Regions from separate parts of the Homo sapiens genome. Here region 2 is linked to region 1. Evidence: chromatin loops called from intact Hi-C (ENCODE). Cell type or tissue: ascending aorta. All regions are shown on one strand.

Region 1 (8,000 bases):
TTTGTTGTTTTGCTGTTATTTTTTTAAGAGTTTTCAGTGCAATTTTGAAGTACCAATATGTAAACAAAAGTTAAGAAACAGTGTGTGAAAGAATAAAGTGATAATCACATTTCTTTTTCTTTTTTTTTTTTTTTTGAGATGGAGTCTCGCTCTGTTGCCCAGGTGCAATCTGCTTACTGTAAGCTCCACCTCCCAGGTTCATGCCATTCTCCTGCCTCAGCCTCCCAAGTAGCTGGGACGTCAGGTGCCCGCCACCACGCCCGGCTAATTTTTTTGTATTTTTAGTAGAGATGGGGTTTCACCGTGTTAGCCAGGATGGTCTCGATCTCCTGACCTCGTGATCCGCCCGCCTCGGCCTCCCAAAGTGCTGGGATAATCATATTTCTATTGTAAGGAAGAATGGAGAGAACTTCCCATGCAGTGAGAAGCTACCCTGCATCCATCCTGGTCTCTGGTACTTACATGAACCTAAGTTAATCTTCACAATAATCCGATCATGTACACTCTACCATTATCATTGTTTCACAGATAAGGATACTAGGGCTCAAAGAGGTTAAATAATGTGCTCGAGATCACAGATACATACAGCAAGAGAATAGGAGCCCATTTATATGTAATTGCAAAGCTCATGTTATTCCTAGCATACCTTGAAAGAACATTCACATAGCAGAATACAGGATACTAGGCCCATTTTTCTAAATGAGAAAACCAAAAAAAATCAGAAAGACAAACTGGCATTGTAGTGTATGCTAGAGACAGAACTACAACTCGGAGCTGTTCTACCAATCACAGTAGGTTTGCTCTGAAAAGTGTCACTGACAGAGTGTCCGTGACATTCTGAAGACAGTTTAAGTTAATAAATAACAACAATGTGTTTTCCCTCTTTTCTTTTTACCATTTTTGGCTCATTGGTAAAACAGACTTTGTAAGCTTATTTGTGAATTCAACTATTGTACTAAAGTACAAAAGGACATAATTGAGATAAACTAAAAAATATAATAAATGGACTAAAAACACACCGTTTTCACAAGGGAAACCACTATTTTCTAGGCTGCATTCCCTAGAGCTAGAGAAAATACTTCTAATGAGCTTTGAGTAATCCCATAAATTGAAAACCTAACCTTGTAATGCCTGATAGTAATCTAAACTACTTAGCTATGTTTTGTATTATACCACAAAACAGTGGTTTGTTCATGAAATGTAACAAAATATCATGTGTTACTCATACTTTGGCCTTAGGCTTACATGTGTTGAAACCATAATCCCCAACGTATTTCAGAGTATGTTTGGACAACCAAAGTTACCCTACGAAAATGACCCAAAAGGAAAACCCTATTCCATTAAAAACACAAATTGCTAAGAGTTAAATGTTTAAGTATTGCCTAGAGTGTATAAGGAAGATTTAAAATATAGTGTTCATTTTTCCCACTTAAAAAAATGAAAAAGGAACATTCAGGAACGATGCAGGAAAGTTGTAAATTAGCTATATCCTGATCTACTTCATGTATGTTACATTACGTAATGTGGAAGAAACGAGATACTACATCCCAACAAAAGGCTGTTTGATACAAAGAGCTTCAGATTCAGAGAGAAAGGGGCTACCTTGGTTCTAAATTAGGAAGACGTTTCAGGGTAATGCAGAATATCAGAAACTAATAATAGAACTCACAGGTTGAAGACCCTCAAGTCAAAATACCTGAAGCCCATCTTGGAAATATTCATGGACATTATTGAGGCCATAAATTCTCCATAGACAGGGCTATGGTAGTTAAGAATGTGAGCAGCAGTATCAGGTAGAAACATGTCTAAAACCCAGTTCTGTAATTCACTAGGTCTATGGCCTTAGGAAAAGCACTTCACCTCTCTGGGTCTGAATTTCCTCTTTTCTAAAATGGATACTTTTCTCCCAGAGTTGTGAGGATTAAATGAGATGGTGTATGCAACATGCTTAGTAAATTTCCTGGCACCTAGTATGCACTCAACAAGTCTTAGCTACTATTATTGTTGTCATTATTATTGTTTTATGAATAATCTTCATGATTTGGGGACTTAACAGGGTAACTATGATAAAAGAGCTCAATACATGTTTACTAATTGAACTGAGCTCTGTGGCTAAAAGCTTGAACACTTACATTGCTCTACTTAATTATAAAGGTAACTTTTAAAGTAACATCATCCAAACTCTGGGAAATACTGGGTTGGCCATCAAATAAGACTGGGAAACGCTAGGTTCCTGCAGAACTTCTCAGAGTCTTCAATGTCACAAGGTAAATTATAAAATTCAGCCAGGTGTGATGGCTCACACCTGTAATCCCAGCACTTGGGAGGCCTAGGTGAGAGAAGCACTTAAGCCCAGGAGTTTGAGACCAGCCTGGGCAATATAGTGAGACCCTGTCTCTACAAAAAATTTAAAAATTAGCTGAGTGTGGTGGTGCATTCCTATAGTTCCAGCTACTTGGGGGGCTGAGGTGGGAGGATAACTTGAGCCCAGAGGTTGAGGCTGTAGTGAGCTATAATTGTATCACTGCACTCCAGCCTGGCTGACAAAGTGACACTCTGTCTCAAAAAAAAAAAAAAAATCCAGAAAAAGCATACAATAAAGCCTTCAGTGTTTCTCAAATTTATTGCACAGATTCCTCACCTGGAAAACAATTTTACAACATGATCTCTACATTCCTCCCTCCTAATTAAAAGGTTAGAATATCAAGCATTTTTCTGATCAAATTATGCATATGAATACATAAAAAGGATGATTCTTCTTCGAAAGCAAAACAAATTAGAACTTTCTGCATTTTCCCTTTCCAAGGCCCACCCAAAAAGGACTCAATCTCTGATGCTCCATCATGTATATAACTTAATCCTTTAACTTAAATAGATCAAGTTCATCTAGAGTTTATTTTTAAGTCATTTCTGATTTAATATGGCTTTTTAAAAGCTTACGTTGGTTGACATTAAATCCTAGATGTTAACGCTGACAGGTTCCATGATAAAGACTTGATCATGTAAGAGTAAAACATTTTTTGAAAAACTTACTTTTTAGTAGGTTTCTTATTAAGACAAAATGTTACCCAAATCCAAATCCTCAACAATGTTTAATGTGGTAAAAGCAGTTAATGAAACTGTCACTTTAATCTCCTAAGTAAAAGGGAAGCAGGAAACAAGGAAAGGCTCCATTTGCCTCTATTCCCCTGTATTCCACACAAAGACGCTTCCTGGATGCTCTAGGATCCCAAATCTCGCCCTTTTGCATTTTCTCTCTCTGAGCTGAAGACCCTGTTTCCATCTGTGTAGTGGGTATCCTCACACGTGGTCGCTTCAGTTTCCATATGCCCAAAGTGAAACTCACGACTGCAGCACCAAACCTTTCTCAGCTCATCCTGTTATCAGTGTCATCCACACTTTCAGTCTTCTTCAATGCTTCCTTCTTTGTCATCCTCCACCTTCAATCAACTTTCTGCCTCTTAGAAAGCTTTCCCGTTAATCCTTTCTCCAGGAGCCCCACTCTCTTTGTCCTTCTTCTTTTGTCTTTTCTGCTCCAACAGAAGGTAGACAGCTTCCTGTTGCTATTTTTGACATTCCTCTACCCTCTATCCATCCACTACCTTCCTGAGAGATGTTTCTAAAATGAAAAGCAGCCCTCACACTCTCCTAGTGACAGTCGTTCAACGACTTGCCTTCTCCGACTGAATACGATGCAATCTGCTCAGCATGCTAGACAAGGCACTGCACAAACTGATTGTAACCTACCACTCTAGCCCACCTCTCACCAAGCTCCACTCCTTGGACTCCAGCCTCTCAAAAGGCCCTGTGAGACACACACACACCATTTCTTCTACCATCTACTATCTGCCACGCCCAAACTTGTCTTACTGGCAAACATACAAGTATCTTTCAAACATACAAATATCTTTTAATACTTACCTCTCACCAGCCTGCAGAGCAGATCCTAACTCCTACCCCTTCATAGTGTTGTTATTCCCATCTCTGTGTTTCCCTCGCAATTAATATCTTCCTTTATTAGTGTGTTTTTTAAGTTCTCCTCTGGACGGAGTTTCTCAAGATTGTAGGTATTCTCTTTTCTCCTCCATTTCTGACTGCTCTCTACAGCCCTACACAATGGCAGGTACATAGTCGGTGCCCATTCATGTCTGTTCAGTGACTGAAAAATAAATGAATGAATCAAATCCAAATAGATTTTAAGGCTTTGATTTTAGAAAGAGCTATGTTAAACATAAGGAAAGCCACACAAATATGCCAAATCTTGTATTCTCCAAAAAAACACGGAATATCTTGAGTGGAAAGAGTGAGTTACTAGGTAATTCTTTGTGTGGGTCCATTTGTGTCTGTGAACATAAAGACGTACACTTTGGTGTATTGTGCCACTGAACTGAATGTCATCAGAGCAAATGTAAAGCCCCATTCCACGATGAAAGGAAACTGGTGGCTCTGAAGTTGATTGGAGTAAAACATAAAGTAAGTTATCATTTGTTTCTTTGACATAAAATTTCCCCAAATAACTCAAGGCTGTATTTCCATGGCCATCGTCTTATGCTGGTAGAGCATCACTCCTGAGAGGAAAATCTGCCCCCGTGTTAGCAAAAGCTTGAAATTCTTTAAGCCAGGCGCTGAGAGGCGGACGCGTGTGCTGCTCTGCCCAGCAGAGGGCACACAGCCCCCAATACCGTGCAACGCCGGCCATCAAAGCGGGCTGGCAGGACTGGGTGAAGTTGTTCAACAAACCCAAGCCTTTGAATCCGGGTCAGCGTGCTGACCTCCTGTCCTTGCCTGCTCCTTGGCATTCTGTTCTGTTCTTCCCACTCACAATGAGGTGTTAGTGAACCTCAAGCTCTCAGGCAAACCCGTTTGGGAGCAAATAGGGAGAGGGCAAAGGTGAGGCTCTTCACTCAGGAGTGTGATGATTTCTTGGAAAAGGAAGCTTTAACTCACTCCTACTTGGCCTTACAGTGACAGAAAGCACCCTAAACTGGCTATAGCCTACATTCTAATTCTTTCTTTCTGTAAGTGAATAAGGGACGATCAAGGTGGGGGTTTTCAATAGGCCCCTGTCCCCAAACTGAATGAAAATGACTCTCTACTCTTACTGATTTGGTTTAAATATCTTAGGCATCGGAAGTGTAACGTTAAGATCACTAGTCTATTAAAAGGCTCAATGGCATAAAGTCCTTCACCTAAATACGTTATTTATACTTAATGAGCTTGTAGAAGAGGAGCGAAAACATGACATCCTCTCACATTCTAAAAACAGATGCTTCTGTTGATCTATGTAAGAGGAAGGGCCAGTGATCTAGAAAGAAAAAATTAAAAATACAAAATAAACCAAGCAGATTCATGTAACATTCAAGGAAACCTACAAGTTCCCACGCTTTTTCTGAGAAAAGCAAGGGACCATCATAGGCCTTGCAGGGAGATTGCTTGTCTGCTCTGTTAATCATGAAACTTGTTAAGAGGGAGGAGATAGCAAGGGCCTCGGGCGAACACTCAGAAAGATGTCACAAAATACTTTTTTTCTTCCTTCAAAATATGCCTCAAGCACAGAAACGAGAAGCCTGCCCGGAATTTTACCCCCACATTGAGGAACCTCCCCCACTCCTATGCAAAGGTCTAGAAGCAGGAGGGAACATGGCTACTGAAAAATGGTGGCCACCTCAGGATGGGCTAAAGAACAAAGTGGGGACTGGGGATAATGAAAGATGAAGGTTGGTGTAACTCACTGTAAATAGCGCTAAGGATATTATCTATATCTTAAACTCACGAGAAGCCACTGAGGAATTTTAAACAGGGGAATGACATGAGCAGATTTGCATGTTGGGAAGATCATTCTAGAAATAGAAAATAGTGGGGCAAGTTTATGCATATCAAACATGAAATGTCAAATTAAATTTCATGCTTACTAATTATGATAGGGCATGGCAAGATCATTAACTTATTTTTGAAAAGCAGGACATACCAAATAAGAAGGGGAATTTTTCTCATTTCTAGTCCACTTGACTTACACCCTAAACCCAGGGCCTCATGCCTTGAACAATGCTAAGGGCTACTATTTATGCAGACCATAAGGCTGAGAACCATCTAAATCCAGAATAAAATCTCAAGGGATTTGAGATTTTATCAGTACTATCCTACTTTCAAATCATAAAAGTATTATTCATTATACAGGAACTTAATTACACAAAAAAACTTATGGAACAGCTACTATATTTAATCCATTGTACTAGACTCTTTTGGGAACTCTGAGATCAATAAAATGTAATCTTTGTCTTTAGAAATTCAGAGACTACTTCAAATCAAGTAGAGGAAATCACTTCTTTTTTATTGGGTTTATGGGTAACCTTGGGCACACAAGAATACCAAAGAAAGCACTTTCGCTATCATTATGCATTTGTCATACATATTCCTATGTATCTAAACCCTTTTAGTCTCTTAACATCCAATTATTCAAGTGTAAATATAGAGTCTGAACTTTGGAAAATCAAATTTAAATCAACATATTTTCTATACTCTCAGGTTGCATTTCTTTGAAAAATAGAGGTTACATATTCTTAAAAACACATGAGCACCAACTAGAGGATAACTGTAAGTGAAGAATATATTTAATTCATCCTAGAATTTAACTTCCCTAGAAGTTCACATGAGAGTTCTGTTCCCCTCAGTCCTATTTATGCTCAGAATTACTATGCCAGCTCCTTGTTCCAACATCCCATCACTACTGCAGTTCTGAAAAGCAGCCACCCAAGACTGTTTGGGAAATTTCTACCATTTCTAGAAGAAAGTGAGAATATCCTAAGAGTGTCATCCTGTTGGAAAATCCTACCACTACTATGAATAATGTCTAGGATGGGATTGCTAATCCCATGGAAGGGAGAGATAGTACATACACCTAGAAATGATTAGAATGGATGACAAAAAGAACAGAAGATCCCAGAAGGGAAGGAAACAGTTCCAGTAGGTTTTCATGAGGACACTATGACTTCCTACTGTTGCAAGCCAAAAGAGTGAGGGTCATGATCAGCTCTGTATACCACTGGAGGCTATATGAGTAAACAGCAAACTGTTCTCATGAAAGCAGGATGTTGGCAAACTGACAAACTGAGTCTGTGGTCCAGAAGGAATACTGAGGGCAGTCACAACCCAGGCACAAGTGTTTCTTGTGAATAGACACATCTGAAGCCTGTTAGCAATAATGTGAACCTGTGATCAGTCAAGCAGCTGACCAGTCGTTACCTCCTCCTCCCTGCTCTTTCTACCCAATAAATACGAAGGGCTGTAAAGGCTCAGGGCTGCTGTGTTTGCTCACCAGAAGCAGGGAGCCCTCTTCTTCCCCCCGACAGATCCCTTCATTAAAACAGTTTCTTTTAAGTTTTCATTTCTGGGTTCATCCCCCTTCATTCAGTCCCGTGGTAACCATGGCAAAGCACAGCATCCTACTGCCTCAGTAACTCAGGTTTGGGGGTTGGTTGGTTGGTTTTTCCCATGGCTTAAGTATATAACCATGGTTTGAGGGTTGACCTATAATCTGATCCTACATTACAGCAGACACAATTGAGAGAGGAAACAAATCTATTTCACTCAACAGAGTTGGGCTGAGATTACTTAAAGTGAAACCATGTTTAAAATTCTAAGTATTGTTATATGAAGAGGTCTCCAAGGTAAAAACTTGAAAGAGTATGTCTATAAAAGTCCAAAGAAACTATTTCTAAATGAAAATGTTGAGTGCTTTAAAATGCGAACTCTCAGGCAAAGGGCAATCCTTTTTTAGATACACTTTGAATTTGGCAATTTGAAGGGTTAGATCTTATTTGAAGGGTTAGATCTTAGAAAAAGGGTGTCCAATCTTTTGGCTTCCCTGGGCTACATTTGAAGAAGTATCTTGGGCCACACATAAAATACACTAACACTAAAGATAGCTGATGAGAAAAAAAAAAAAAAGTCCTCACATTTTAAGAAAGTTTACAAATTTGTGTTGGGCCACATTCAGAGCC
Region 2 (8,000 bases), 140 kb after region 1:
TTGCTCTCTTAAAAATGGATGTATATTCCAAAGCTATTTGTTAGCTTCATCAATTCATTGATTACTGAGATGTTCACATTAAAAAACGTGGAAAACAGTGGGAAATATAAAGATGTGAAACAATTACCTATAATTCTATGGAGAGACAACCACGGTTAATATTAGCTTTACTTCCTTCTTTGGTGCTATTCCTTTATGCCGTTGCTAGCATAGTTTATAATTATGCCTTTAAATTAGTCTGATGTAATAAGCATTTCCCATGCAGTAAAAAAGATCTGTGGCAAATTTAATTTTTAGTGAATACAGAATATTCCAAAGTAAGCTTTTATTTGTTTCTCTAATGCCAGATGTGTATGTGCTTTGCACTATTTCATGATTGTGAACAACTCTGCAATTGTGTACTTATCATTGTCTTTATCTTGATTCCTCTAAAGACATTTACGTAGGACTCCAAGAATGAATATTTCAAAATAGAATTATCGAGTCACTAAGAATGACACTTTAAGGCTCTATATGCCTATTGAACAATTGCTTTTTGCACAGCAGGGAATGAACCTGTATGTCTTACTATGTCTTACGCAACACTAATTATTATTCATTTTTATAAGCATGTGAATGATTAAAAAGAGAAAAACATGTTTCAGCCATTTTATTTGGTTATATTTAATTTCTAGTAAGACAATACTTTTCATACATGAATTTGACCTTACGTTTTCAGTTTTTGTGAAGTATTTCAAGTTAATACATTGAGGTTGTTATAATTTTTTACTGACCTATTTTAATAGTCTCTTTGTAAAATAACTACTATTATCTGCAGTTATTCTTGGAAATATATTTCCCACCTTATATTTTCAATTTATTTATGTTGCTTTAACATTAGAATTGTTCTACCATATAGCAGGGATTGTTATCTCCAGTACTTAAAAAACAATTTCATGTATACTTGAAGATAAACTTTAGAATTTGTTAAATTCTGAAGATAATCCTCTTGAAATGGTGTTTTGAATTTTGTGAAAGTTAATATGAGAAAATTTTACATCTTCACTATAATATTTAGTCTTCCTAGCCAAGAAAGTTGTATAGGTTTTTTGTATGTAAGCCCCATACACATCTTGTTACTGTTATCCCTAGATATGTTGTATTTCATTGCTGCTGTTAACCATGCATATAATCTCTTCTTCATTACATTTTGAATTATATAGGCAAGTACATTGATTTCATATTTGGTCAGATGCTTAACTCTATAACTTATATACAGTTTAAAATTTTTATTTTAAATATTATTATTTTAATTTTATATTTAGTATTTTAGTACTTTTTTTAGTCTAAGAAATGTAACCATTTAAGTAAACAACCTGTGCTTGTTAGTGTGCATTCAGAGACCCATTTTATCCTCTATTTTAGATAACAGAATGTTAAATTATATACAATTATGTTTTTCACAATTTCTCTCACTTTCTCATAATTCCAAATTTCTGTGTTTTAGAATATATTTGTATATTTTGATGTGTTTAAAAAGTAAGTTGAAACCAACAATTACTCCTATTTTTCAAATACATTATCTATCAATGGCCACCAAAAAGGGCCAATCCTGGAGCCACAAAGATCCAGGCCAGCATTTTGATGTTCCTTTTTTGTTTCCGTTCATTAAATTGAACAGAGTACTGAGACTTAAATAAACTCAGACATTCCAATGTCTGGATTTTTTCTCTTTCCAAAGTTAGCAAATGAGAAAAGAAAAACAATTCACAATAGAGGAAAGAAAAATCATTTAAAAAGGAAAATGTAAATTTATAAATTTAGAGATTTAAGTTGTGTACATATGATTCTGTGTATGTGTGACAGAGAGAGAAAGACAGAGAGAGAGAGAGAGAGAGAGAGAGAGAGAGACTGTTCACTTAGTTTCTTTTCCTAGCCAGGAATATTGTAAACATAAAATGTGTAGTTAGAGAAAAGGAGAATAAGCAATTATTCCGTGAGTGCTATGGAAAAGACATTGATAATCAGAAGATAGCAATCTGAGCCTCATCAATGAGCTGTGTGAACTGGGGAAAACATGACAAACTAGAACTAAGGTAGGTACCGTCAGCCAATGGAAGCAGTGAGCAACATGCCAAAACTACTGCAGATTGTCCAGGTGAGGATGGCCAGAAGCAGCTGGTCAACAGGGAATGATCCAGAACGCTAAACAGCTGGTGGAAATCGGGACTCAGCAGGGATGTCATCTGTCAGCACTGGGAGAGAGGTGGTGTCGGCCCTTACTAGAAACATCAGTTGATGCAAGATCAAAGACTCAAGCAAAGTCCATGCTGGAGAGCCAAAGCTAAGAGGAGATAAGAATAGAACCCAAGTGGGCAAAGTACAGAGCAGAACTCAGTCTGACCCAAAGGCAAGCAGGAAATTGGGCAGGACAGGGATGAGTCAGGGAGTCCGAGGAGCAAACCAGATTTGACTGAGTCAAACTCCAGATTCTCCATCCATTTCCAAAGTCAAGAGCGAAATAAGGTCAGCCAGAAAAGTCTGGAGAGCTGTACCTTCCCCCTCCCAAAAAAGAAGGCCTTTAGCATTGACTTGTGGAGTCTTCCACCACGTTTCAAGGGATCTTTGGCCCGTGATACTATTAATTCTAAGTTCTCACATTTAGGAAGGGGTTAAATTTGATGATATCCAAACTTCTATCCAGCTCCCCAAGTGTTTAGGACTCTAACATTCTATAAATCTAAAAATACACATTAAGTTCCAAAGGAGAAACGAGGGTATTAAATGTTTTATCCAGGGAAATAGAGTTTACTGGACTCCCTCCCATCACCATCATCCCCTCCGTATACAAACATATAAATATCCCACAACCACCACCTAATTCTTCCTCCTAAAAGGTAGTGTGGAATGGTTTATAGCCCTCTTGGAAAAAAAAAACTGAGATGACATTCCATTCCATACTGACTCACTTTTAAGTCTTTAGACATCATTTGATTCTCAGTCACAAAGAATTCTCCTAACAGGGTGGAAAAAGCCCTGGTCACGAGGAGATTGCCTGGAGTTGCAGTGGTTCCCTTTGCATTCTCTAAGCCAAAGGGATGCTTTCCAGAGCTGTGTTTCTTTCTTTCTTTTACCCTCCGGGCTGATTTTATAGTAACAAAACACAGCCACTTAAATCTATCTCCAAATAACCAACATTCAGAAAATGTACCACATAAAATATAGACATTTTACAAGGGACCATCTATTAGCTGATAATGGCAGCACTGCCAAGGAATGCATAAGAAAACAAATGTGACCCTCACCAAACATCAGATCCATTTATCCAAATTAGCCCCTCTACAGTGAATGCCATGATATGATTCAAAGAATTATGAGGGGTTGGGAGGAGGTTACAATAAACTAAATATGTAGGTTGAGGATACATATAAAGCTTATGAAATGCAGCCTCATAAGACATTAATAGAAGTCAGAAAAAAAAGTTGGCAGAAGAGATTTTAAAATGTGATCATATGGAAAAAAGAATATTAAACCAACTCAAAAAGTTTCAGAGGGTGAAAACAATAAGTTTCTCTATGTATATTAAAAACATGTAGATATGGGAGAGTGGATGGTTGCCAGGTTGAGGGAAAGGTGGAATTCATCGGATTTAAAAGACACTTCCATAACCTCTCAGCCCTTGGCAAATGTGTCAGGAAGGGGATCTTCATCTCTGGGGCTCCTAACTGCTCTCAGCTTCTCATTTTGTCCCTCTTCACTTACCTTAGGCAGCCAGTGTTTGGAAGATTCCTCTGTTTTCTCCACATTAAAATCTAAACTGAGGCAAAGATCTGGGAAAATGTATTTACACTAAGGAATCAGAGTTCAAGCTTTAACCCTCCCTGCGCTGTTTGAAACTTAAGAGTATACAGACTTTTAACCCACCCCCACTCCCCCACAAAATCTTTAATGGTAAAACCTCTGAAATCAGCAAACTATGTGTAAGGAAGAATTATCTTTCATGGAATAAAGTTTCCTTCCATGCCTTCTAAACTGTATTACATAGGTAACCACTGATAAAAATCCTCCCTGTTCTCTAAGAAAACTTGTGCTCAATAAAGCCTTCATGCAAATAAGTGAAATCCAATTAAGACTGTACTACATAATACCCATTTATTGTTTAATTTTAAAACAGTTCAAAGTGTGAAAAGCAGAGTAGGGGCAGAAAGATGGGGTAGGCCAAAAAAGGAAGGAGGGAGGAATAAAATTGAGGATTTAGGAAAGGGGGAAAGGCCAAGGAAGGTGACACAGATGTTAGAAATTAAACATGAGAAAATAAAAAATAAGGAAATTACAGATATTACTTAACTGAAAAGTCAAACAGTTTTCAGGAAGGCTAGAGATACCAAATAAAACAGTGAAAAACGTACACATAAAAATGGCACAGGAGAAGTCATGGGTGTATTTTACTAAAGTGCTTAAAGATATGGGCTGAAGCTTTTCGTGGAGGCTATTAACACAGGGTAGCAATTAAGGAACACGCAAAAAGTGTTTCATTCTTTATGAAAGTACAGACACAAGTGCAAGAAATAACTCAAGTGGAGTGTTCACAAATTCCAAGTTCATTACCCACAACGCAGAACAAGTGTCTCTTGAAAGGGAATAGAATAGGGGCTATTAAGGTACTCTTTTAGTTAAAAAAAAAAAAAAAAAGAAAATGAGTACTATTAATAGTCTTAATTAGGAAATTAGTACAAAGTAAAATGTATTCCTAAGTCCTATGAGCTATTTTTATTTTTTCAAAAAGTTGAACAAATTATTTATCCACCTACAAAAAGGCCATGCAGGCTAATGAAAATGTCATGCTTTGCTTTTGGTAGAAGTAAATTACTACTATAATACTAGTTACGTCATCCTTATTAGGATGTCTGATTGGCAGTTAAAAATAACTTTGTAAACACAAATTGTGAAAGTTGAGTCTTATAAGAATTACAGTTTGGCAGAAAAAAAAATCTTGGAAATGAGGTTCATGAATTTAAAACTAATATAGAAATTGCTAAAGCAAACAATTGGGGAAGTAAAGTTTATGATTTTCCAGGATTAAGATCTTCCTCAGATAGGTCTCAAAAATAGAAAGAATGAATAAGACCTAGTATTTGCTAGCACAACAGAGTAGCTACAGTAAAATATAATTTCACTGTACATTTTTAAATAACTAAAAGAGTATAACTAGATTGTTGAGACACAAAGGATAAATGTGTGGGCTGATGGATACCCCCATTATAATGATGTGATTATTACACATTGCATGCCTGTATCAAAATATCTCATGCTACCCATAAATTTATAGACGTACACTAGGTACTCCAAAAATTAAAACTTTTTTAAAAAAGATTTTCCTCAAATAGGCTGAGTACTGCTGCATGCTCAAACTGTGCTGGCTGTTTTCATGCTTTTTTTTTTTTTTTTTTTTTTCTTTTTCTTAGAGTCTTGCTCTGTCGCTAGGCTGGAGTGCAGTGGCACGATCTTGGCTCACTGCAACCTCCGCCTCCCAGGTTCAAGCAATTCCCCTGCCTCAGTCTCCCAAGTTGTTGGGACTACAGGCGTGCACCACCATGCCCAGCTAGTTTTTTGTATTTTAGTAGAGGTGGGGTTTCACCATGTTAGCCAGCATGGTCTCGATCTCCTGACCTCATGATCCACCTGCCTCAGTCTCCCAAAGTGCTGGGATTACAGGCGTAAGCCACCGTGCCCGGCCCGTCTGTTCTGGTTTTTAATCCTCTTTGTGATGTAGGTATTTTTACACGTATGATATATGAGAACCTGAAGCTCAAGGCTGATCACTGAAAGACTAGGATCTCAAATTCAGATCTTCTTATATTGTATGACCACGATACAGGTTCTCTAGTTCATTCAAAGTCCTCACTTCCAGCTACCACTGCTCTTTTCTGTTTTGTAGAACCTGACATCGTGGATCCTTGCTTTTTCCCTTTGGTCAGTTCTGCCACACTTGGATACCTTGCCCATCATTGCTTCACATGTTCACTGACTGAGAGAACATTTACTGAGTGCCAAATAGGTGCTAGAAATAAAAATCCAAAGGATATATTCTCTGCCATAAGAAATTCACTGTCTTGTCAAGGAGGAAGAGAAGTAAATGACTGATGAAAGTTGAGTGGGGTAGATGCTGTGATGCAGCGGCACAGGAGGGGCCCCTTGGAACAGACTAGCGAGGCCAGAAAAGCTCCTAAAACTTGTGCTTATTTTAAAGGACTGATAGCAGGTAGTGAGATTAAGAAGCTCCATCATTTGAGTGTCAAGTAATGAGTATATGGGGAAACATGGAGGACTGAAAGATTAGGCCACATTAAAAGTAGTAGCACTGGGTTCTGTGTGACCCAGGCAAGGCTGACAAGGTGGGAGGTGCATGTGTTCAGGTAAAATGGTTTGAACTTTATCCTTCAAGCTATAGAAGCCAGGCATAGTGACTCAGAGCTATAATCCCAGCATTTCGGGAGGTTGGAGCAGGAGGATTATCTGAGGCCAGGAGTTCAAGAACAGCCAAAGCAACATAGGGAAACCCCACTCCCCCACCCACCAACTATCTTTTTAAAAAAAATTATATTTTAAATTAAGCAGGCATGGTGGCTTGCATCTGTAGTTTTAGCTACTTGGGAGACTGAAGCAGGAGGATTACGTGAGCCTAGGAATTCAAGGCTAAAGTGAACCATGATCACACTACCGCACGCTAGCCTGGGTGACAGAGTGAGACCTTGTCTCAAAAAAAATATATTTATTTATTTTTTTTGAAAGGTGAAGAGAGCCCCAGAAAGACCTAGCCAGGGCAGTGAAATGGTCATAGTGGCTTAATAGTGCCAAGATGTCAGTTTTTTACATTGACATTCAGTATAGGGACCTTTGAAGTTACAATTGCTCCATCAAGAGCCAAGAAATGTTCCAGGTCCAATTCTCCAGTATTTTGTATAAATCTATTCAAAATAATTTGATATCAAATTTTAAAAATGATCAACTTAGAGGAATGTAACTAATAAACTTTTTTTTTTCTTTTTGAGACAGAGTCTTGCTCTGTCACCTAGGCTGGAGTGTGGTGGCATGATCTCGGCTCACTGCAACCTCCGCCTCCCGGGTTCAAGCAATTCTCCTTCCTCGGCTTCTCGAGTAGCTGGGATTACAGGCGTGTGCCACCACACCCAGCTAATTTTTGTATTTTTAGTAGAGACAGGGTTTCACCATGTTGGCCAGGCTGGTCTCGAACTCCTGACCTCAGGTGATCTGCCTGCCTCAGCCTCCCAGAGCGCTAGGATTACAGGCGTGAACCACTGTACCCAGCCAGCCACCGCACCCAGCCTAAATGCTTGATTCATTTCAACAAATACTTGTTTGGCACCTCTGTTAAAAGGCCCTGATATAGGACATTTAACTCCACAATGCAGTAAACTCTGAAAATAAGTAAATAGACAATTAAAAATCAAAAACTTAATTTAAGAAATAACCAAATCATTCCAAACCAAAACTATTTATTTTACTAAAGGAATTGCCACAGTATTTTAAAAGGCGAACTTATCTAATGCTGTTAGTTTTATTTATGATGACATAACGTAAACAACTTTTTACAAATGCCTTCACTAGGACTACATTGACATATACTTGCTTTACATATGTAACATTTTTCCAAAAGCAGCTTGAAAATTGTCAACTGCATCTCTCCAAACTATAGATAATCCTTAACTTATGAAGGTATTATGTCCCAATAAAACTATCATTAAATTGTAAACATCATAAGTCAACAATGCATTTAATATACCTAACCTACCAAACTGACTGAGAGCTGCAGCTCACTACTGCTGCACAACATCGCAACAGAGTATTTTGCTGCATATATGGCTACCCTGGAAAAAGATCCAAATTCACAGGATGGTTTCTTTCCCAAAGTAGCTGGGACTACAGGCACATGCCAGCAGGGCCAGTTAAATTTTTAATTTTAATTTTTGTAGCAACATAGGGTCTTGCTATGTTGTCCA

The links. Hi-C counts contacts between places; a loop is a spot of excess contacts. Peaks named below come from ENCODE experiments on the same cell type or tissue, not always from the same donor. Only the 100,000 strongest peaks of a DNase experiment are listed, where the experiment ranks them.
Region 2: it touches region 1 in a loop (2.3-fold over the local background); 1 of 110 quality-filtered maps calls a loop at or near these places.

What each region holds. Positions count from the first base shown.
Region 1 is chr7:40,601,686-40,609,685 of GRCh38, reverse strand. The region is part of intron 12 of SUGCT (succinyl-CoA:glutarate-CoA transferase); the gene reads right to left. Among named protein-coding and RNA genes, the nearest start is that of SUGCT-AS1, 59 kb to the right of the region's middle. In ascending aorta, a CTCF peak has its summit at 4,654 (motif pointing right); a DNase peak (open chromatin) is centred at 4,705; H3K4me3 peaks cover 238 bases.
Region 2 is chr7:40,464,638-40,472,637 of GRCh38, reverse strand. The region is part of intron 11 of SUGCT (succinyl-CoA:glutarate-CoA transferase); the gene reads right to left. Among named protein-coding and RNA genes, the nearest start is that of SUGCT-AS1, 78 kb to the left of the region's middle. In ascending aorta, no CTCF peak of the experiment used is centred here; DNase peaks (open chromatin) are centred at 2,357 and 3,037; H3K4me3 peaks cover 494 bases; H3K27ac peaks cover 3,489 bases.